2 separate regions of the Homo sapiens genome follow, and region 2 is linked to region 1. A link is an interaction called in ENCODE POLR2A ChIA-PET data of the cell type or tissue named here. Cell type or tissue: endothelial cell of umbilical vein. All regions are shown on one strand. Links, peaks and the distances in the headings refer to the core of each region. The heading gives the core; the rest is flanking DNA. Region 1 overlaps UBN1 (ubinuclein 1). Region 2 overlaps SEPTIN12 (septin 12).

Region 1 (9,301 bases), core at 6,409-8,908:
ATCTGCGTGTAAGTGGATCCACGCAGTTAAACCCTGTGTTGTTCAAGGGTCAACTGCACTTCTGTGGATGGATGACCCTCTGGTTTGCAAACTCAACTTACACCAGACCCACTGGCTTCTGCTCTTCCCCTGTGTTCCCCACTTCTAATAATTGCACTCCAACCTTAAGACCGCCACTCCCTTCTTCAGAACCCTTCAGCAGCTCTTTCCAAGCCTGGTATCAAACCCAAACTCCTTCACATGGCATTTGGGGTCCTCCACGATCTGGCCCAGCCATCCACCAACTCGCCCATCTTCAGCTCTGCTCCCTGCCTTCTCTTAGGGCATCTTCCCCAGGAGGCCGGCGAAGCCTGTTGCCTCCAGTCTGCTTCCTATATGCCCCCCAAGAGCCTCTCTTTAACCCCTTAAGTCCGGCTATCTGGCCGTCCACACATCACAAAGCTTACTTCATTCTGCTCTGTACTACAGTCCATTGTCTGCGTATCTATCGGGTCCATTTATGTAACGAGCTCATGAAAGACAAGAATGGAACCTTGGCCCGGCGCGGTGGCTCACACCTGTAATCCTAACACATTGGGAGGCCAAGGTGGGCGGAACACGCGAGCTCAGGAGTTTCAGACCAGCTTGGGCACATGATGAGACCCTGTCTCTACTAAAAATACAAAAAAAAGCTGGGCATGGTGGTGCATGCCTGTGGTCCCAACTACTCTGGAGGCTGAGGTGGCAGGATCACTTGAGCCCTGGGCGTGGAGGTTGCAGTAAGGCAAGATCGTGCCACTGCACTCCAGCCTGGGTGACAGAGCAAGACCCTGTCTTAAAAAATAATAATAAAATAAAATATAGAACTGAGTCTTATTCATCAGTATATTTCCCATGGCTGCCTGTCACATAATATTTACTAAATGTTGACTGAGTGAATGAATCAACAAATGAAGATACTACTGTAAAACGGCACGCCACAGGAAGAAAAGCTTAACACCAAACAACCAAAACTAAGTCAGAAGAAAATGCGCAAAACTCAAGCTTCTACAGATCCCTTGGCTAGGTGAAAGCCCAGAGGGGTGAAATCCACAGACGAATAATGGAAAAAAAGGGCATGACTTTTCACCCAGCCATGTGCCAATTTCTTACACTCTTGGAAACATTCAGAATTCTACCTTAGCACTTGGAAGGTACTAGAATTATATTAGTCTGGGAAAAAATAAAACTGAACTTTTTTTGCTTAAGCTTACACTGCTAGTTTTAAGATCGAGAAGCACCCTTACATTAATTCAAACTAATTAACATGTATTTCACATGCCACACTTTCAGACCCATCTACAGCTTAAACTTCCAATCAAATTTTATCTTATTATTTTTTATTTTTTTATTTTAGTTTAGTTTTTGAGACGGAGTCTTGTTCTGTTGCCCAGGCTGGAGTGCAATGGCGTGATCTCAGCTCACTGCAACCTCCACCTCCCGGGTTCAAGTGATTCTCCTGCCTCAGCCTCCTGAGTAGCTGGGATTACAGGCACCCACCCCCATGTTCGGCTAATTTTTTGTATTTTTAGTAGAGATGGGGTTTCACCATGTTGGCCAGGCTGGTCTCAAACATCTGACCCCAAGTGATCCGCCCGCCTCAGCCACCCAAAATGCTGGGATTACAGGCTGAGCCACCATGCCCAGCATCTTATTTTATTGAGATGGTCTCACTCTGTCACCCATTCTGGAGTGCAGTGACGTGATCGCAGCTCATACAGCCTTGACCTCCCAGGCTCAAATAATCCTCCCGCCTCAGCTTCCCAAGCAGCTGGGACTACAGCTGCACGCAACCACGCCTGACTAATTTTTAGATTTTTTTTTCTCACTCTGTTACCCAGGCTGGTCTGGAACTCCTGGGCTCAGGTGATCCTCCCACCTCGGCCTCCCAAAGTACTGCGATTACAGGCATGAGCCACCGCGCCCTGCCAAATTTTCTGTTTAGATAGCCACTTGTACAATATTTCAGAAGCTTTCTATGTAATCTTTACGCAATCTTTAAAAATATTTTAAATAATATTATGTAATTTTAGAAAGTACTTTTCTGTAAACCTTTTGAATTGCATAGACAATATCTCTGAGGGTCTGGCTTTATACTGAAGAGTCGACTGCGGCATTTTAAAGTAAATCTAATTAAAAGAGCAATTGGATATATATCTGATAGTCTTCCAAAAATAAATGGGGTCCCTCACCCCTAAAAAGAGACACTCTTACCCCAGAAGTTGTGTGAATTAATCAATCCTAAGTTAACTAGTAAATGAGGTTAAACATCCCAATCATGCTGATTTATAAGAGTTCCAACAGCCTTTTAATGAGCTGTTTTATTTATTCTAAGAAAAGTCACCTGTAGCCTTTTAGCACCCAGCTCAAAATCTTATATACTGTATCTGTTTTTGCTGAGTAGGAGAAAATCGGGCATGATTTTTTTTAAAAAGATCAAACAAGTTGTTTTCGTTTTTTTTCCCCCTACGTTATTCTCTTTGGATCCATCTCTCCCTGCACTTCTTGTGATGAGGGGTTCTAATTCTATAGAGGGCAGAGCAGAATGGGTGACATGGGGTCTCTTTGATTCCTGCTCTTAGTATTGTCTCTATGTTATGCTTGACTAAAGAGAACCAAAATAGATCTGGGTTATTTGTCCAGCCCAAGGCTGAGTAGCTGTCAAACTACCTCAAGACAATAACCCAAAGGAGCATCAAACCTGAGCTTTGTCAGCACCTGTACCTGCCAACAACCAAGACAAAAGACACCATCAATGCATATTAACAGAGGGCAGGGTAAGGCCATCAAATCACTGGATTCCCTGGGGCCTATACAAATGTACAATACAAATCAGTAACAAAAAACAGGCTGATGTGAGAATGTAGTGAACGTGGCAGAGGCATCACCAAGGTTCCCTCTCAGAGGACCTCTTTAACATACACAAGTTTTCAAAGACATTTTTTAAAGTTTTAAGTACCATATTTAGTTAGAAGATATATCTAATTTTGCTTCCCAGAGTTTTTTCCCCTAAGGGATCAATACACATGGGATAAGAATCTGCTATGTACTGTGGCAGAATACAAAACAGGAACACAGGCCAGGCGCAGTGGCTCACGCCTGTAATCCCAGCTACTCGGGAGGCTGAGGCACAAGAATCACTTGAACCCAGAAGGCGGAGGTGGATGTTGCAGTGAGCTGAGATTGCACCACTGCACTCCAGCCTGGGTGATGGAGTCAGACTCTGTCTCAAAAAAAAAAAAAAAAAAAAAAAGGCAACAACAACAACAAACCAGGATCACAGATTCCTCCCACAAAGAAATTCTCCTCCCAAAGAGGTGCACCCTAGCTCCCTAATCCTTGGATCTGGGCGGCTCTTGTGATTTGCTCTGACCAAAAGTGTGCTGGAAGTCATGTGATACACATAGCCTCTAAGGCTAGCTCTCAAGGGCCCTGCAGCTTCCACCTTTCCCCTCTTGAGATGTTGCCCTGAGACCACCAAGCCCTGAAGAAGGCAGGATGAAAGGCCAGGAAAGAAAAGCCCTGCCAGCACCTGGCCAACTTGCCAGCTGAATGCAGCCATGAGCGTTGGCCCAGAGTCAGGAGAAACGAACTGCTATGACAAGGCAAATTTTGGGGGGTGTTTTGCAGACAGTGATAGAAACTGATTTGTGTGTCACCTAGGGCCAAGATGTAAAGTCTACCCAATCTTATAATAGAGGGAAAAGGGGGGGAAAATTAGGGGTATAAAAAATAAAGTGAGAAACACGTAACACTGCTAATGTCCCAGTTACATACATCAGGTTTACTTTAAATTTTAAAAATGCGATGTCCATTTCAAGATCTAGGATGGACCCCTTATTAAGGATCCAAATATCAAATATCCACATGTGGCTTTTGGAATCATAAGCAATTTGAGTATACCAGTGCATTCCTTCCCTGGGAAGACTATCTTTCCCAGCAGATTCTCAGTGGGATCAGGGGTCCTGAGCATTTGCACACACATGCAGGGACTCCAAGTGCCCCAAGTGCAGGGCCCTGGTCAGAAGAGCGCACCTGAGGACCCTTCGGAGTAGCATTAAGCATCTTTTTAAAATAAGCCACCTTTTTAATGCAACCATAAAAAGTCATGAGGGCTTTATAATATTACGTAAAAAGGCAGAAAACAGTTATTCACAACTATAATTACAGCTGCATAAAAACATATACACAGAGGCTAGAAAAGAATATCCAACTAGAAATTGTTTTTATATTGGCCGGATGGATAATTTCCATACACCTTCCACCCCATTTTTCAAAGTTTCTTAATGCTGTTATAGGAGAAGGGCAATGTGAAGACTCGAATATCAACTTCACACTTGAATACTGTATTTTCCAACCAGAACATCAGCCTCTCCTGGTCACCAGCTCCCCACTGGGACCCAGGCCCACCTTGACTATGGGATCCTGAACCCTGTGTTTGTTATGCCCAAGAGCTAACTGACACTTGGCAATCACTGAGGAGGGGCAGCTTGCCTAACAAGGTGTTTACTCAGCTCCGCTTTCTTGCACCACAGCCCAACATTGTTTCCGGTTATGTCATTCTGTTGCCACTAAATCTGTCCCCATCTTTCCCAAGAAAGTGAAACAGTAAGTTTTCACACTAGAACACAACCTATGGCACGAGTGGGGACACAGCCAAGAATCTGGTTTTGACTTTTCTCTAACGACCATCTATCGTCACATAGACCTTAAATGATTTAACAAGACTTTCAGAAGCTAAGAAACAATTTGATTACGAACCAGAGGATTAAAAAGAACAAGGAGTAATGTTTGGTTAACATGAATTCTGAGAGCAAATATAGGACAGCAGGCTCAAAAACACCAAGTTCAGATTCAGCTACTTCCACCTCAATGTCATACTAAGAGATACTCCAAACCCCAACATGGTACAATTCACTTAAATCATTACATTCAAATACAATACTTGAATTTCCAATGCTGGACACAAGCTGACAAAGATGAGGTAGAGCTTTGAATAGATACTTTATTTGCTTTGTATATGGTGTTCAAATATTTTTTGGAAGTGAGAAAATCATTTTAGCAGTAGCTGACAATTTACCCTGCCCTAAAACACAAAGGATATTATAGGTAACAATGCTTCTGAAATACTGTAAGAATCACTGATTTAAAACCTACAGCTGTAGATTATGACTGCCACTAGAGCTGCATCACAAGTCCTGATGCTTAAGGTAAAATGTTATTTTAACTTAAAGGTAAATGATATTACAACCAATGATCCATGCCTAGTTTACAGTTAGAAATGTGTTACTTGAACAGACAATTCTCAGTGCTTAATTCCCAATCACTGGAGTAAAACAGCAAGAGCTGCTAGATCCTAAAGGTGGTAATGGTGGTTGGTTTGTTTTTTAATGGAATCTTGCTCTGTGGCCCAGGCTAGAGTGCACTGGCGCAATCTCCACTCACCACAACCTCCGCCTCCTGGGTTCAAGCGATTCTGCTGCCTCAGCCTCCCAAGTAGCCGGGATTACGGCGAGCGCCACCAGGCCCAGCTAATTTTTTGTATTTTTAGTAGAAACAGGGTTTCACCATGTTGGCCAGGCTGGTCTCGAACTCCTGACCTCAGGTGATCCGCCCACCTCGGCCTCCCAAAGTGCTGGGATTACAGGCGTGAGCCACTGCACCCTGCCGATGGTGGGTTTTAATGGGACATGGACAGCATTTAAAATTAAGCTGCTTTTCATTCATCACATTTGAGGCATTCCTGTAATCACTACCTAACACTGGATACACAACGCAAGGGAGCGACTGAAACCTAGTGGCAACGAAGCATCTACTCTACGTGTAACTTGTATGTTTACAAACTTTTGTGAATTTGCAAAACCTTCGTAAGAATTCTAAGATTAATCTCTGCCTCAGCTGCCTGCTGCCAACATCATCCGTCTATCACATGAAGGAAAAGATGCCGTGTGGAAAACAAACTGACAGAAAACAGAAAGAGAACAATCTCCCCAGAAGAAAGCAAATTTTCCAGAAATGAAGAAACCAAGAAAGGCCTAAAATGATGCCTGACGGGCAAGGCTTACACTGTTTTCTCCCTCAGGATGAGAATAGGGTTTGGAAAAAGCTGACACCTTAACTGCCAACTCACTAAGAGTTTCTCTGGGCAAGCTTCACGCAGTGCAGAACCAACAGCAATCTGCCCAAACTGCTTCCAGGAAAGCCCAGCCGCACTGTGCCACCATACCTGAGCCAGCTCCTTAACGCGCTTCTCCAGGGGTGCTGGCAGGCCTTCGGGGAGAGAAGAGGGCTGCCTGAATTCCTGGTCCAATCCCACCCCAAGGGAATCACTTCCATCATCCATATCTCGGAAGGGACTTCCTTCTGGAGACTCACTGAGCAGATGCTCCAAGTCCAAATCCGTCAGCGAGTCCATGGCAGTGGCCGCCTGGAGCAAGTCGTTGTCAGAAGTAGAGCCAAAGAGTGAGAGCAAGGGGTCAGAGGCACCCTCCAGTTCCCGCAGGCCCTGAGCTTCCGCTGATGGGACCGCAACAGGCTTATGCTCCTCCTCCCTTTTTTTCTGAGCCTCTTTCTCTTTCTGAAATTTCTTTAGCATCTCTTTAACGCTTAAAGCCCCAGAATATTTCTTCTTCTTCTTCTCCTTACTGGCATTGAGGGCTGTGAAGCTGCAAGCAAGAGGGAAACTGGTCACTCAGACTATAGGACACCTCCAAAGGGAACTCCAGAGGCCTTCACCCCTGCTCCCAGGGTCATGGTCTCCAGGAGAACCTGTCACAGTCCACCCTGTCATTCCTCCTCCCTCCTCTTGGCATATGGAGCTCGTTCTTGCTGAGACCAAAGCTTGAGAGTTAATACAGGTTAGCAACACAGTGTCACATATGCTAAATTTCCGACGGGTTTTTAGAAACCACTGCCAGGCTGAAATAAAAGGTTGCAAAAAGGGGCAGGGAGAGCAAGAAAAGTATTTAGAGGGAGAAAGCAGGAGCAGCAGAGAACAGCAGCAACTTGAAGAGAAGCTGGGGTGAGACCAAGTGAGGAGAAGGAAGCATGACCATAGACAACAAGGGAAAACAGCGGAGACAGAAGGAGAACTGGGGCAGAGAGGAGCACCCCAGAGGACGAGAAACATCAGCAGTCACACAGTGACAACAATAGCTGCCAACACTGACAGTGGAACTATCTGACACACTGAGAGGTGAGCGTCTATGCCCAGAATGGCACTGCGGGAGGCGTGCGGGAGGACAGGAAGGCCAGGCCCTGCTGCCTCTTCCGAAGCTGTGGGGAGGAGGTGAGTCAGCTCCCAGTCGTCCTGCCCTAACAGTTCAGGCTTTATCCTAGCAAAGAAGCTGCTGCCTCTCACCCGGCTTTGGAAAACTTGGACTTTTTCGATTTCTTCTCCTTGTCATAAGTGTCATCTTTTTTCTTCTTCTTTATCTTCTCACCACCTTCCTTCAACTTCCGCTTCTGAGAATTAAAGACAAGGCACAGTTACACGGCTCCCTAACTCAGGGAGCAAGTGCACTACACGGCACTGGCCTTGCTCCGCCCGGGGCACATCCTGAGACCTGTCTCATTTCCTTCATGAACAAAAGCTCTCAGATCAGTCCCTGGACCACAAACCCACAGCATTCCCACCGACGGTGTCTCCTGGAAACACCCAGGGCTGAGACAACAGTGACCATTCTGGAGCCTGAAACCTTTGTAGTTTGAAAGTTACAAGTGGGCCCTACCTCTCATCTTAAACACATAGGCAGTGGTAGACAGGTTTTTAAACACACTGATCCTAAGGCTGACTGGTTTTCAGTGGGATGGCAGCCCTGAAACTGAAGTCCTCTACATGTCCACAGAAGAGGGTCAGCAAGAGTGGTACACATTCCCTCATTCCACAGCCTTCCCACCCTGAGGCCACCTCCAGAAACGACCCCTGCTGAGCCTGCTGGGATGTCATGTGACATGGACATAATGACCAAGTGCTGAACAGAGCCCCCACGGGCACGTGTCCTCATTAGGGCACACGTGTAAGAGGCGAGCCATCAACCTGGCACGGCTCTGCCTTTCCACCATCCTCCTGAGCCGGCCAAGCGCCACGTATTCTGGCAAGTCACCTACTGATCTGATAGGGTCACGTCAAAAAGCATTTCTGAAATCCAAAAGCAAGCACATTCTAACCTTTGGAGATTTTTTCTTCTTTTCTTTAATGAAGTCATCTTCAGACTCTGATGCTTGTCTAAACTGCAGGGTTCCCGAGTTAATGTAAAATCCTCCATACTTCGTAGTCAAAGAAGCAGGAACAAGCTCATCATACTGAAGATGGGAAACAAACTGTCAGCTCCAAGTTCTGCTTCTGCAGTCCGAAGGTGCAAAGTGGGTCTCGAGAGAGATGTGACTGTGCTCCTCTGCCACTTCCAAGAGCATGCTAAAACATCCTCTGGTCAAACATGAATGTCTGAGCTACAAGGTGTTTTGGACAGATCTGGTCATCACTTTCTGAAGAGGGAACTAAGACCCGGATAAAGAATGTCATTTCGTCTCTCATCAGTGCTGCTACTGCCTCATGCTGGGAAGAGGGCACGACTGCTCTGACCCCACCCCCAGCTTCCTGGTCAGTATCAGGAGGAGCTACAGGTACAGTGGGTCTGACACGGCATTTTCAGTAACTACTTACCGCCTCAGAGTTATCGATGAAGGAGTCGGATTCATCATAACCATACCCCATATCGATCAAGTCCTGTATTCGGTCTTTTCTACGTTTCTTTCCACCCTAAAATGTGAAAGCAATAGATTACATGCTTTTTGAATAAACACACAGAATTAACTGTGGCCTTGAACTTCATCAGCTATGACTCAAAGAGGTAATGCACTAACTAAAACAGTCACTCTCTCACATACACACAAACCCCAAAACCTCCTTTCCTGAAAACCTTTTAACATAGAACATATTTGTACCTGTATAAAATGTCCTAGGACAGAAAAATGAACTAAATGGCTTCTTATGCTTTGTACCAAAATATTTCTTCTAAGGCGACCACAGGCCCTTCTCGGTTATTTGTCCAGTTAGCTCTTCACACTAGCTCTGCCATGCCCCTTTTCTGTACCTTAATGCGTTAGGTTTAATAACTGCTTCTCTTCTCTCCATGCTTAAGGCTTACTTCCAGATCAGTGTTTATTACATGATGATCCACTAAAGGAATACAGTGTGGAAACGTCTCCCACCCAATGAGGTTGTTTTGTTATTCAAGAGAGAAATCTTACGTATTTTTCTTCAAATTTTCGGGCAAGGGCC
Region 2 (13,736 bases), core at 7,921-10,420, 87 kb after region 1:
CCTTAACCATGAAAAGCAATGAAGTTCACCCTTTAAAAGTGTACAGTTCAAGGCTGGGCTCAGTGGCTCATGCCTGTAATCCCAGCACTTTGGGAAGCTGAGGTGGGCAGATCACTTGCGGCCAGGGGTTCGAGACCAGCCTGGCTAACATGGTGAAACTCTGTCTCTACTAAAAATACAAAATTAGCTGCGTGTGGTGGCACGCACCTGTAATCCCAGCTACTGGGGAGACTGAGGCAGGAGAATTGCTTGAACCTGGAAGGTGAAGGTTGCAGTGAGCAGAGATTGTGACACTGCACTCCAGCCTGGGCAAGGGAGTGAGACCCTGTCTCAAAAAAAAAAAAAAAAAAAAAAAAAGGCCGGGCACGGTGGCTCACACCTGTAATCCCAGCACTTTGGGCGGCTGAGGTGGGCAGATTACCTGAGGTCGGGAGTTCGAGACCAGCCTGACCGACATGGAGAAATCCCGTCTCTCCTAAAAATACAAAATTAGCCGGGTGTGGTGGTGCATGCCTGTAATCCCAGCTACTTAGGAGGCTGAGGCAGGAGAATCACTTGAACCCAGGAGATGGAGATTGCAGTGAGCTGAGATCACACCGTTGCACCCCAGCCTGGGCAAGGGAGTGAGACCCTGTCTCAAAAAAAAAAAAAAAAATGAAGCACTGTCACCCTGTCACCTGCCTGCTACAGCGTGGGGGAACCTTGTAAACATGTTTCTCAGACAAAAATCAGTCAGACACAAAAGGTCACGTATTATGGGATTCCATTTATATGAAATGTCCCAAATAGGCATAGGCAAATCTATAGAGACAGAAAGTAGATTGGTGGTAGTCAGGGGCTGTGGGGAAGGGAGAAATGGGGAGTGATTGCTAAAAGGTATGGGGTTTTTTTGGGGGGACGTGATGAAAACGTTGTGAAATTAGATTGCGATGATGGTTGCATAACCCTGGTCAAATACTAAAAACCCCCGTACCGTACAATGTTTTGTTTGTTTTGTTTTTAATGTTGTTTTTTTTATGAGATAGGGTCTTTTTTTTTTTTTTAGATGGAGTCTCCCTCTGTCACCCAAGCTGGAGTATAGTGGCGTGATCTCCGCTCACTGCAACCCCTGCCTCCTGGGTTCAAGCGATTCTCCTGCCTCAGCCTCCTGAGTAGCTGGGACTATAGGTGCACAATACCACGCCTGGCTAATTATTGTCTTTTTGGTAGAGATGGGGTTTCACTATTTCAGCCAGGGTGATCTCGATCTCCTGACCTTGTGATCCACCCATCTCAGCCTCCCAAAGTGCTGGGATTATAGGCGTGAGCCACCGTGCCCAGCAGAGACAGGGTCTTGTTCTGTGGCCCAGGCTGGGGTGCAGTGGCAGGATCTCCGTTCACAGCAACCTCCAACCTCCTGGGTTCAGGTGATTCTCCCACCTCAGCCTCCTGAGTAGCTGGGATTACAGGCATGCGCCACCACACCCAGCTAATTTTTTATTTTTCCTAGAGACAGGGTTTCACCATGTTGACCAGGCTGGTCTTGAAGTCCTGACCTCAGGTGATCTGCCTGCCTTCACCTCCCAAAATGCTAGGATTACAGGTGTGAGCCACCACGCCCAATATTATCAACATCCACATTACTCCCCATCACAGATGAATTCAGAAGTAAAAACCCATATATGTCACTTCGGAGTTTGCAAGTTTGAATTTCTGCTTCTGGCCATGAGCAAGTAAACAACTGGAGTTTACGGTAGGGTTCAACAACCTTTTCTGCAAAGGGCCAGGTAGTAAATGTTTTAGACTTTCTGGGCCGTAGGGTCTCTGTTGTGATGATTCAACTCTGATGTCATGGTTCAAGAGCAGCCATAGACAAAAATGACTCATAGGCTCAACTATGTGCCAATAAAACTTTATATATAGGAAGACAGGCAGGCTGGGTGTGGTAGCTCACTCCTATAATCCCACCACTTTGGAAGGCAGAGGCGGGAGGATCACTTGAGCCCAGGAGTTAGAGACCAGCCTGGGCAACACAGAGAACTCATCTCTACTAAAAATGTTTAAAAAGTAGCCAGGCATGGTGGTGCACACCTATGGTCCTCACTCCTCAGGGGACTGAGGCGGGGATATCACTTGAGCCCAGGAGGTCAAGGCTGCAGTGAGCTATGGGATTATAGGTGTGAGCTATATAATACGCTATATAATATAATGGGATTATAAGCTCAGCTAATTTTTTAGTTTTTGCAGAGATGGCCTTTCACCATGTTGCCCAGGCTGGTCTCAAACTCCTAGGGCTCAAGTGATCCTCCCACCTCGGCCTCCTAAAGTGCTGAAATTACAGGCAAGAGCTACCTCACTCAGCCAGAGGCACCAATTAGACTTTATGTCTTTGAACTTGGGAATTCTGTGCACTTTCTACCATGTTCCCTCCTCGAAAAGGATAGGACTCCCCTCTCCTGCCTGGGTGCCTTGACTTTTCTTCTCTTCTCCCCAGCGAAGTCAATCCTCCCATCTCTGTGTCTTCTCCTTTCCCAGGACCGAATCCCTTTTGCCGTGGTAGGGGCTGACCAAGAGCACCTGGTGAACGGGAGGTGTGTCCTGGGCCGGAAGACCAAGTGGGGCATCATTGAAGGTCAGTGCGGGGCCCCTGGGTAGGATGCAGGTGGGGTCAGTTTGGAAACCAGAGCAGCCTTGGGCAACCTTCGCACCCATCACAGGGCACAGAAAGGTGAAGCCCACTAGACAAAGAGCCCTGGGGAATGGTCCCTCTTTCCAGCTGGGAGGCTGTGGCAAGTTTCCGGACCCTCTGGGCCTCAGTTTCCTCACAGTAAAGTGGGCATCACAGTGCATCAACTTCCTAGGGTGTTGGAGCGGGGAGAACCACCATTTTGCACAATGCCCAATACCCAAGGCTGCCCTAGTGGCTGGCCGGAAATTACGATGGGCCTACTGTGTATCAGGCACCGCTATGTGCAGTTACTGCAGTGCACGGTAAAGGGAGGACTGACAGGGTCCCTGTCCCCATAGAGCTGACAGGACAAGGACAGGTCGGGGAGGCACAGTGAAGGCGATTGTGGCGGGAGGGAGAGGAGACTGCCTTAGGGAGCTAGGGAAAGTGACACAGGAGGGGCAGCGAGGATGTAGCCCCTGATGTATTATTATTATTTTTTATTTTTATTTTTTTGAGATGGAGTCTCGCAGTGTCACCCGAGCTGGAGTGCGGTGGCGTGATCTCGGCTCACTGCAACCTCCGCCTCCTGGGTTCAAGTGATTCTCCTGTCTCAGCCTCCCAAAGAGCTGGGATTACAGGCACCTGCCACCACGCCCAGCTAATTTTTTGTATGTTTATGAGAGACGGGGTTTCACTATGTTGCCAGGCTGGTCTCAAACTCCTGACCTCGTGATCTGCCCGCCTCGGCCTCCCAAAGTGCTGGGATTACAGGCGTGTGCCACCGCGCCCGGTCAGGTGATGTATTATTATAATTATTAGAAATATTCTATACTATATATATATATTTTTTTGAGACAGAGTCTTGCTTTGTCACTCAGGCTGGAGTGCAGTGGAGCGATCTTGGCTCACTGCAACTTCCGCCTCTCAGGTTCAAGCGATTCTCCTGCCTCAGCCTCCCAAATAGCTGGGACTACAGATTATACCACCACACCCGGCTAATTTTTGTATTTTTAGTAGAGACGGGGCTTCACTATGTCGTCCAGGCTGGTCTCAAACTCCTGACCTCAGGTGATCCACCCAACTCAGCCTCCCAAACTGCTGGGATTATAGGCGTGAGCCACCGCGCCCAGCCAGAAATATACTATACTATTGCCTATGATATAGCACCCATGCTATCCGCAGAGGGTGGTTCCAGGACCCCCAGGGATACCAAAATCGGCAGATGCTCAAGTCCTACAGTGGGCACCCATGGATACAGAGGCCGAGTGTACATATAATACAATAATGATTGGTGGATTCATTCATTCTACAGCTATTTGTAGGAGCCGCCTGTACCAGGCACTGGGAACACAACAGTGGGTGAATGAATGAATGAACCAACAAAGGGAAGGCAGGATAGGGTAAAGAGAAATGTGGGAAAAGGGCTAAGGGAAATGGTGTCAGGTGGTGCATACAGTAGGCACTTACTCAGTGCTCACTAAGCAGCGCCCATACTGAGTCCCATGTCTTGCAGTGGAGAACATGGCGCACTGTGAATTTCCTCTCCTGAGAGACCTGCTTATCCGGTGAGGGTGTGGGGAGCCTGGGGCTAGGGGGCTGGCGAGGGGCCCTGGGGACACCACCATCGGGGCTGACCGTCTCCGGTCCCCCAGCTCCCACCTCCAAGACCTGAAGGACATAACCCACAACATCCACTATGAGAACTACCGCGTCATCAGACTCAATGAAAGCCACCTGCTGCCCCGCGGGCCCGGCTGGGTGAACCTGGCCCCGGCCTCCCCAGGACAGCTGACCACCCCCCGGACCTTCAAGGTCTGCAGGGGGGCCCATGACGATTCTGATGATGAGTTCTGACCACCGGCGGATCCCGGGGCTGCTGGGCTTCCTGAGTCCCCAGCGGCTCTCAACACACACCTATGTACCAGAGCATCTATTAAATGTGAGCCTTGCTTTTTATGAAAAGCTGTGCTTTGAAAACAAAAGGCATTTTGTAAATGACTTCTTTGAGCTATCCACAAATAAAAAGGCTGGGTGTCACTCTGTTACCCAGGCTGGAGTACAGTGGCGCAATCATGACTCACTGCAGCCTCAAATTTCTGGGCTCAAGTGATCCTCCTGCCTCAGCCTCTCAAGTAGCCAAGACTATGGGCATGACACCACCTTGATGGGCTGATTTTTACCATTTTTTTTTGTAGAGATAAGGCCTCACTAGGTTGCTCAGGCTGGTCTTTAGCTGACCTCAGGTGATCCTTCCGCCTCAGCCTTCCAAAACACTGGGATTACCACTGCTGCCAACCAAGTATGTTTTTGTGGTGGTTGTTGGTTGTTGTTTCTGAGATGGAGTTTTCTGGGGTTTTTTTTTTTTTGTTTTGTCTTGTTTTTTGAGATGGAGTTTCGCTCTTGTTGCCCAGGCTGGAGTGCGATGGCGTGATCTCGGCTCGCTACAACCTCTGCCTCCCGGGTTCAAGTCATTCTCCTGCCTCAGCATCCCAGGTAGCTGGGGACTACAGGCATACACCATCATGCCTGGCTAATTTTTGTATTTTTAGTAGAGATGGGGTTTCACCATGCTGGCCAGGCTGGTCTTGAACTGACCTCAAGTGATCCACCGGCCTCGGCCTCCCAAAGTGCTGGGATTACAGGCATGAGCCACTGCACTCAGCCTCTGAGATGGAGTTTCACTCTGTCGCACTGGCTGAAATGCAGTGGCATGATCTGGGCTCATTGCAACCTCTGCTTCCCGGGTTTAAGAAATTCTCCTGCCTCAGCCTCCCGCGTAGCTGGGATTACAGGTGCCCACCACCACGCCCAGCTAATTTTGTGTTTTTAGTGGAGACGGGGTTTCACCACGTTGGCCAGGCTAGTCTCAAATTCCTGACCTCAAGTGATCCATCTGCCTCAGCCTCCCAAAGTGCTGGGATTACAGGCATGAGCCACAGCACCCAGGTTTCTTTTTGAATAATGTGAGACCCAAGGCCCTAGGAATCTTGAAGGCCTGGGAAGGCATGCCTTGGACAACCAGCCCCCTCTGCCCCAGAGCCAGACCCAAGTGACAAAATCAGCTCTCCCATCTGTCCCAGCCCCTTACTCCTGGCCCGGGGCTAGGCCCACAGGCCAAGAACACTTTCAAAATCCCCATCTTTGTGGCCTGATCTCTGGCTGTCTTACCTGATCTCTGTGTTCCACCATCCCCCACCTTCCTCATTCCCCTGCCCCAGGGGCCAGCATGGCCAGCAAACAGCTCCCACTGTGGAGCCTGGCAATGCCAGTGTGAAAATCCCAGCAGGCAAGTCAGTTACTTATGCTCCCCTTGCCTCACTTTCCTCATCTGTAAAATGGGGATCATGGTACCAAGCACATAGCACTGTTGTTCAGACAAAATAAAATACTCCCTAGGATGTGCCGACCACAACCTGGAGAAATGGCATGAAGACAGAGGCTACATGATCAAGATGGAGCAGCAGTCCAGGGTGGAGGACCTGCTGCAGAATGTGTGAGCTCCACAGCCCAGGGACTCTCCAGAAAGCTAGAAAATAGGCCGGGCACGGTGCTCACGCCTGAAATCCCAGCACTTTGGGAGGCCGAGGCGGGCAGATCACCTGAGGTTAGGAGTTCGAGACCATCCCGGCTAAAACGGTGAAACCCCATCTCTACTAAAAATACAAAAAATTAGCCGGGCGTAGTGGCGGGCGCCTGTAGTCCCAGCTACTTGGGAGGCTGAGGCAGGAGAATGGCATGAACCCGGGAGGCGGAGCTTGCAGTGAGCCGAGATCCCGCCACTGCATTCCAGCCTGGGCGACAGAGCGAGACTCCATCTCAAAAAAAAAAAAAAAAAAAAAAAAAAATTAGCCGGGCATGGTGGTACGCACCTGTAATCCCAGCTACTCAGGAGGCCGAGGCAGAAGAATCACTTGAACCCAGCAGGTAGAGGTTGCAGTGAGCCGAGATCACACCGTTGCACTTCAGCCTGGGCAACAGAGCGAGACTCCATCTCAAAAACAAAACAAAACAAAACAAAAAAGCTAGAAAATAAATGGATTTCACAGAATCCCACACCATGGGGGCCAAAGCTACATTAGTCATTAGTTTGGTAATAAAAGAAAGGGCTACCCCTCTAATCTAGGAAGCTGGGTGCAAGGTGAGCCTTCAACAAATGACAACAATGAGTAGCAGTTTTGTTCCAACTAAAAGTCACCTTCTCCCTGAAGCCCTCCTTGCCTTCCCCAGGCAACCCACTCACTGCCCCCTCTGAGTGTGTGTCACCTAGTTTGTTTCCTGGTCAGTCTCCCCCATTAGGCTGGAAACATAGTGAGGGCAGAGATATGTCAGTTTCATCCCTGCATCCAGTGCATGGCAGGTGGTAAGAACAGGGCTGCTGACTGAACAGAACGGACCCTGCATTGCCTGCCCTACAGCGATCTGCTGGTTGAATTCACAAACCAGCTTCTCCACCCACACCGCAGGCTGACTCCAGGACTGGGGAGCTTCCAGAGCCCGTGGGCACTCAAACCACCCACGACCAACATCTGAGTTGGCTGAGACACTGGCCCACGTCACAGCACATCCCAAGGTTTAAGATTAGCCCTGGGCCCGTCCGGGAGGGAGGTGGGGGTGTCAGCCCCCCGCCCGGCCAGCCGCCCCGTCCGGGAGGGAGGTGGGGGGGTCAGCCCCCCGCCCGGCCAGCCGCCCCGTCCGGGAGGTGAGGGGCGCCTCTGCCCGGCCGCCCCTACTGGGAAGTGAGGAGCCCCTCTGCCTGGCCACCACCCCGTCTGGGAGGTGTACCCAACAGCTCATTGAGAATGGGCCATGATGACAATGGCGGTTTTGTGGAATAGAAAGGGGGGGAAGGTGGGGAAAAGATTGAGAAATCGGATGGTTGCCGTGTCTGTGTAGAAAGGGGTAGACATGGGAGACTTTTCATTTTGTTCTGTACTAAGAAAAATTCTTCTGCCTTGGGATCCTGTTGATCTGTGACCTTACCCCCAACCCTGTGCTCTCTGAAACATGTGCTGTGTCCACTCAGGGTTAAATGGATTAAGGGCGGTGCAAGATGTGCTTTGTTAAACAGATGCTTGAAGGCAGCATGCTCGTTAAGAGTCATCACCAATCCCTAATCTCAAGTAATCAGGGACACAAACACTGCGGAAGGCCGCAGGGTCCTCTGCCTAGGAAAACCAGAGACCTTTGTTCACTTGTTTATCTGCTGACCTTCCCTCCACTATTGTCCCATGACCCTGCCAAATCCCCCTCTGCGAGAAACACCCAAGAATGATCAATAAAAAAATAAAATAAAATAATAAAAATAAATAAAAAAAAAAGATTAGCCCTGGGCAATATGGAAACATCTACAGCATTTCAAAAGCACACACCCTTTGGCTCAGCCGTTGCATTTCTAGGAATACATCTCACAGACCAGGTTTCTCAACCTCTGCACCACCAGCACTTGTGCTAGATCATTCTATTTCTTCTCCTTCTTCTTCCTCTTCTTCCTCTTCTTCTTCTTCTTTTTGAGACAGGGTCTTGCTCTACTGCCCAGGTTGGAATGCGGTGGCTCAATCATAGTTCACTGCAGCCTCAACGTCTCAGGCCCAAGTGATCCTCCCACCTCAGCCTCCTGAGTAGCTGGGACTACAGGCACATGCCACCACACCCAGCTAATTTTTTTTTTTTTTTTAAGATGGAGTTTCGCTCTTGTCACCCAGGCTGGAATGCAATGGCACAATATTGGCTCACTGCAACTCTGCCTCCCGGGTTCAAGAGATTCTCCCGCCTCAGCCTCCCTACTAGCTGGGATCATGGGTGCGTACCACCATGCCCGGCTAATTTTTGTATTTTTAGTAGAGACAGGGTTTCACCATGTTGGCCAGGCTGGTCTTGAACTCCCGGCTTCAGGTGATCTGCCCACCTCAGCCTCCCGAATAGCTGGGATTACAGGCTCCCGCCACCACACCCGGCTAATTTTTGTATTTTTAGTAGAGACGGGGTTTCACCATGTTGAGTAGGCTGGTCTCAAACTCCTGACCTCATGATCCGCCCGTCCCGGCCTCCCAAAGTGCTGGGATTACAGGCATGAGCCACAGTGCCAGGCTTTTTTTTTTTTTTTTTTTGAAAGTTAATCAAGAAGGCTGGGTCATGCCTGTGTAATCCCAGTACTTTGGGAGGCTGAGGTGGGCAGATCACCTGAAGCCGGGAGTTCAAGACCAGCCTGGCCAACAAGGTGAAACCCTGTCTCTACTAAAAATACAAAAATTAGCCGGGCATGGTGGCACGCACCCATGATCCTAGCTACTAGGGAGGCTGAGGCGGGAGAATCGCTTGAACCTGGGAGATGGAGGTTACAGTGAGCCAAGATCGCACCACTGCACTCCAGCCTGGCCAATAGAGTGAGACTCTGCCTCAAAAAAAGTTTATTAAGAAAGCAAAGGGGCCGGGTGCTGTGGCTTATGCCTGTCATCCTAGCACTTTGGGAGGCCAAGGTGGGTGGATCACGAGGTCAGGAGATCGAGACCATCCTGGCTAACATGGTGAAACCCCGTCTCTACTAAAAATACAAAAAATTAGCCAGGCATGGTGGCGGGCGCCTGTAGTCCCAGCTACTCAGGAGGCTGAGGCAGGAGAATGGCGTGAACCTGGGAGGCGGAGCTTGCAGTGAGTGGAGATCACGCCACTGCGCTCCAGCCTGGGCGAGAGAACGAAACTCTGTCTCAAAAAAAAAAAAACAAAAAAAAAAACGAAAGCAAAGGAATAAAAGAATGACTACTCCACAGGCAAAGCAGCCAAAGATTTTTTTTTCTTCTTTTGAGATGGGTTCTAGCTGTCACTGAACCTGGAATTCCGTGGGCATGATCTCAGCTCACTGCAACCTCTGCCTCCTGGGCTCAAGCGATCCTCCCACCTCAGCCTCCCAAGTAGCTAGGACCACAGGTGCATGCCACCATGCCCAGCTAATTTTTTTTTTTTGGATTTTTGGTAGAAACAGGGTTTTACAATGTTGCCCAGGCTGGTCTCGACCTCCTGAGCTCAAGCCATCTGCCCGCCTCAGCCTCTGAAAGTGCTGGGATTACAGGCTTGAGCCACCGCACTGGGCCCCTCAGCTAATTTTTATCTAGTGTTGTAGAGATAGAATCTCACTATGATGCCGATGCTGGTCATGAACTCCTGGGCTCAAGAGATCCTCCTGCTGCAGCTTCCCAAAGTGCTGGGATTACAGGCACGAGCCACCTCACCCAGTCTAGATCATTCTTTGTGGTGGGGACTGTCCTGTACACTGTAGGATGTTTAGTAGCATCCCTGGCCTCCACCCACCAGACACCAGTAGCAACTCTCACTTTGTTGCTAATTAAAAATTATCCTGGGGCCAGGCACAGTGGCTCAAGTCTGTAATCCTGGCACTTTGGGAGGCCGAGGCAGGTGGATCACCTGAGGTCAGGAATTTGAGACTGGCCTGGCCAAAACGGTGAAACCCCGTCTCTACTAAAAATACAAAAATTAGCCAGACGTGGTGGCAGGCGCCTGTAATCCCAGCTACTCGGGAGGCTGAGGCAGGAGAATTGCTTGAACCCGGGAGGCAGAGGTGGCAGTGAGCCAAGATCGTGCCATTGCACTCCAGCCTGGGTGACAGAACAAGACTCTGTCTCAAAAAAAAAAAAAAAAAAAAATTATCCAGGACAAGTCACGTGTCCCCTGGGGGAAGCATAGCACCCCCACATTGTGCACCACTAACTGTTATGCGCATGTGTTAGGGGATCCCCCAAGGCTGTCCAGTGTTGTAAAGGAGGGGAAACAGCCTCCCTGGCCACCCAGAGCACTACATTCCATATGTTTTCACTTCTTGTGGCTGCTGTAACAAATTAGCACAAATGCAGAGGCTTAAAACAACACACGTGTATCCTCCTATAGCTCCAGAGGTCAGGAGTATGAGATCAATATCACTGGGCCAGAATCAAGGTGTCTACAGAGCCCTGCAGCCTCTGGAGGCTCTTTTTGAAGATTTAATTATTTTATTTTTGAGACAGGGTCTCTCTTTGTCACCCAGGCTGGAGTGCAGTGGCACAATCTCAGCTCATCACAACCTCCGCCTCCCAGGCTCAAGAAATCCTCCTGCCTCAGCCCCCCGAGTAGCTGGGATTAGAGGCGTGTACTACCCTGCCTGTCTAATTTTCGCATTTTTAGTAGAGATGGGGTTTCGCCCAGCCCCAGGCTGGTCTTGAACTCCTGGACTCAAGCAATCTGCCCTCCTCGGCCTCCTAAAGTGGTAGGATTACAAGTGTGAGCCACCATACCTGGCCTTCTAATTTTTCTTTTTTCTTTTTTCTTTTTTTTGAGACGGAGTCTCGCTTTGTCACCCAGGCTGGAGTGCAGTGGCGCGATCTTGGCTCGCTGCAACCTCCGTCTCCCGGGTTCACACCATTCTCCTGTCTCAGCCTCCCGAGTAGCTGGGACTACAGGCGCCTGCCACCACGCCCGGCTAATTTTTTGTATTTTTAGTAGAGACGGGGTTTCACCGTGTTAGCCACGATGGCCTCGATCTCCTGACCTCATGACCCACCTGCTTCAGCCTCCCAAAGTGCTGGGATTACAGGTGTGAGCCACCGTGCCCGGCTTTTTTTTTTTTTTTTTTTTTAAGACGGAATCTGGCTCTGTCGCCCAGGCTGGAGTGCAGTGGTGCAATCTTGGCTCACTGCAACCTCCGCCTCCCTGGTTCAAGCTGTTCTTCTACCTCAGCCTCCCTAGTAGCTGGGATTACAGGTGTGTGCCACTATGCCTGGCTAATTTTTTGTATTTTTAATAGAGACGGGGTTTTGCCATGTTGGCCAGGCTGGTCTTGAACTCCTGACCTCAAGTGATCTGCCTGCTTCGGCCTCCCAAAGTGCTGTGATTACAGGCGTGAGCCACCGCACCTGGCCTATTTAAGATTATTTATTAAAACATTTGGTAGGTTTTAATACTTCATGAATACAAATTCAAAATAATGGCTTTTGTTGTTGTTTTTAAAAAGCACATTAATGGCCAGGCGCGGTGGCTCACACCTGATAATTCCAGCACTTTGGGAGGCCAAGGAGGGTGGATCACCTGAGATCAGGAGTTCAAGACCAGCCTGGCCAACATGGTGAAGACCCGTCTCTACTGAAAATACGAAAATTAGCTGGGTGTGGTGGTGCATGCCTGTAATCCCAGGTACTTGGGAGGCTGAGGCAGGAGAATCGCTTGAACTCAGGAGGCGGAGGTCTCAGTGAGCCCAGATTGCGCCACTGCACTCCAGCCTGGGCAACAGTGAGAGTCTGTCTCAAAAAAAAATAAAATAAGTAAAAATAAATAAAAAAATATAAATAAATATAAAAATATAAATATATAAATTAAAAATAAATAAAAAGCACATTAAAACTTGCAGTTTTTGCCCCCTGAACCTTCCCCCCATCACATCCCTCTTCAACGTTTGCCCCATCACCATCCTGAATTTGGTGTTCATCCAAGTCCCAAACATTTCTTTGAACCGCATACATGTCTCTAAATCATATGTAGAATTGTTTTGCATTTTCAAAATTTATGAAAATTGTATCATATTGCCACTTGCCTTTTTTTGTTTGGCATAGCCTCCGTGAGATTTATCCATCATTCTCCTGTTGACTAACATTTAGACTGTTTTCGGTTTTGCCATTACAAACAACACTGCCCTGAACACAGAGGTAGTCTTTATTACTAACAGAATTAGGACATATTAAGCCTATATGTGTCTGACGTTCTGTTCTGTCTCTTTACCATAATGGTGCCTACTGCAGGTGATGTTACCATCCCCATTGTACAAAGGAGTTATCCTTGTCTCCCTCCTCCACCCCAAGCTAATCAACCACCAAGCACTGTTGAATGTGCTCCAGGAATCTTGGCCAGATCCTTGTCAGTGACTACCACCATCACTAGTTACCCCAACTCTGGACCACTCCAGGAGCTTCCAGCTAGTCTCACTGCTCCTCTCCAGTCTTTCTGAGATCTGTACTCCACAAAGCTTCTTATCTGATCACGATGCTATCCTACTTAAAACCCCAAACTCTATTGACTCCAAGGATAAAATCCTTAATCCTCACCAGAGTCTCCAAGTATGGTCAGGCCTTGCCCATCCCTCCAGCCACATCTCCCAATCTCTGGTCTCCATTCTGTTCCTCAAACGCACCGTGTTCTCTCCGGCCCCAGGACCTTTGCACTTTTCACTCCTGCTGTCTGGAATCCTCCCCACCGGTTCCCCAGGTTAACCCTAGGCTGCTCAACTGTCACTTCCACCCTGAAGGTATCAGGTTCCCTCTTTTACGCCGCTTGCTAACATTTGCCAAAGAAGTGATTAAACAATTCTTCGTGCAATTTTGTCCACTGTATGCCTCTCATGGTAATTTTGTCCACTGTATGCCTCTCATGGCAAGCTCCATGAAAGCAGGCACCTGCCACCACTCCATCACCCGAGCGCCTAGTTAAGGGGGCAGTTGGGAGGACTCAACGTGCAGCGTTTATGCATTTATTATGCCTGGATGAATGGTCTTGAATGAGTTACAACCTTGAGGGTTAATGTCCCCCATTAACAGATATGGAAACTGAGGTTCAGGGCGCGCAAGGGAACCGCCCGCAGTCTCGACGACAAGGACGCTGCCACCGGGAGACTGCAGCCCCTTCCTCCGAGCCCCTGGCAGTGCCGCCACTTGAGGAGACCCTCCAGGCCGCCAACCCACCCCCTCTAGAGCGCCCAGGAATCTGCCTCCGGGGAGGGCGCGGGGCGCTCTGGGAAATGTAGTCCTGCCAGCTTCCTGAATCCGGCGTCCCCAAATTTGTTTCCGGCGGGCTGAGTCCTAGCCGATGCTTTGGGAAAGACGCGCGAGATTCCGGGGGTAGATCCGGGATGCGAGGCGGGGCGCGCATGCGGGGCGGAGCTTGTGCGGGGCGGGGCGTACGTTGAGTGTACGCCTGCTGTGTATGCTGCGTTGCTGCTCACCCGAACTCGGTGCTGGGACTCTTTCCTGGGCACCCCAGGCAGAGGGAAACTCCGGATCATGTTCAACCAAAGAGGAAAAGCAGCGAGAATCCAGCATAGGAGACGGGCCTT

The links. Peaks named below come from ENCODE experiments on the same cell type or tissue, not always from the same donor. Only the 100,000 strongest peaks of a DNase experiment are listed, where the experiment ranks them.
Region 2: POLR2A ChIA-PET joins it to region 1 with 7 read pairs; 11 of 35 experiments call an interaction of 5 or more read pairs at or near these places.

What each region holds. Positions count from the first base shown.
Region 1 is chr16:4,858,046-4,867,346 of GRCh38, reverse strand. UBN1 (ubinuclein 1) reads right to left here. Exons shown (of 18, transcript NM_001079514.3): 3 at 9,271-9,301; 4 at 8,684-8,779; 5 at 8,188-8,322; 6 at 7,379-7,482; 7 at 6,245-6,683. Among named protein-coding and RNA genes, the nearest start is that of UBN1, 15 kb to the right of the region's middle. RefSeq lists an enhancer at 7,176-8,375. In endothelial cell of umbilical vein, for the core only: no CTCF peak of the experiment used is centred there; DNase peaks (open chromatin) are centred at 7,456 and 7,576; H3K27ac peaks cover 1,860 bases.
Region 2 is chr16:4,768,565-4,782,300 of GRCh38, reverse strand. SEPTIN12 (septin 12) reads left to right here. Exons shown (of 10, transcript NM_144605.5): 8 at 2,515-2,611; 9 at 4,164-4,215; 10 at 4,303-4,695. The coding sequence ends at 4,504. Among named protein-coding and RNA genes, the nearest start is that of ZNF500, 8.3 kb to the right of the region's middle. In endothelial cell of umbilical vein, for the core only: no CTCF peak of the experiment used is centred there; no DNase peak of the experiment used is centred there.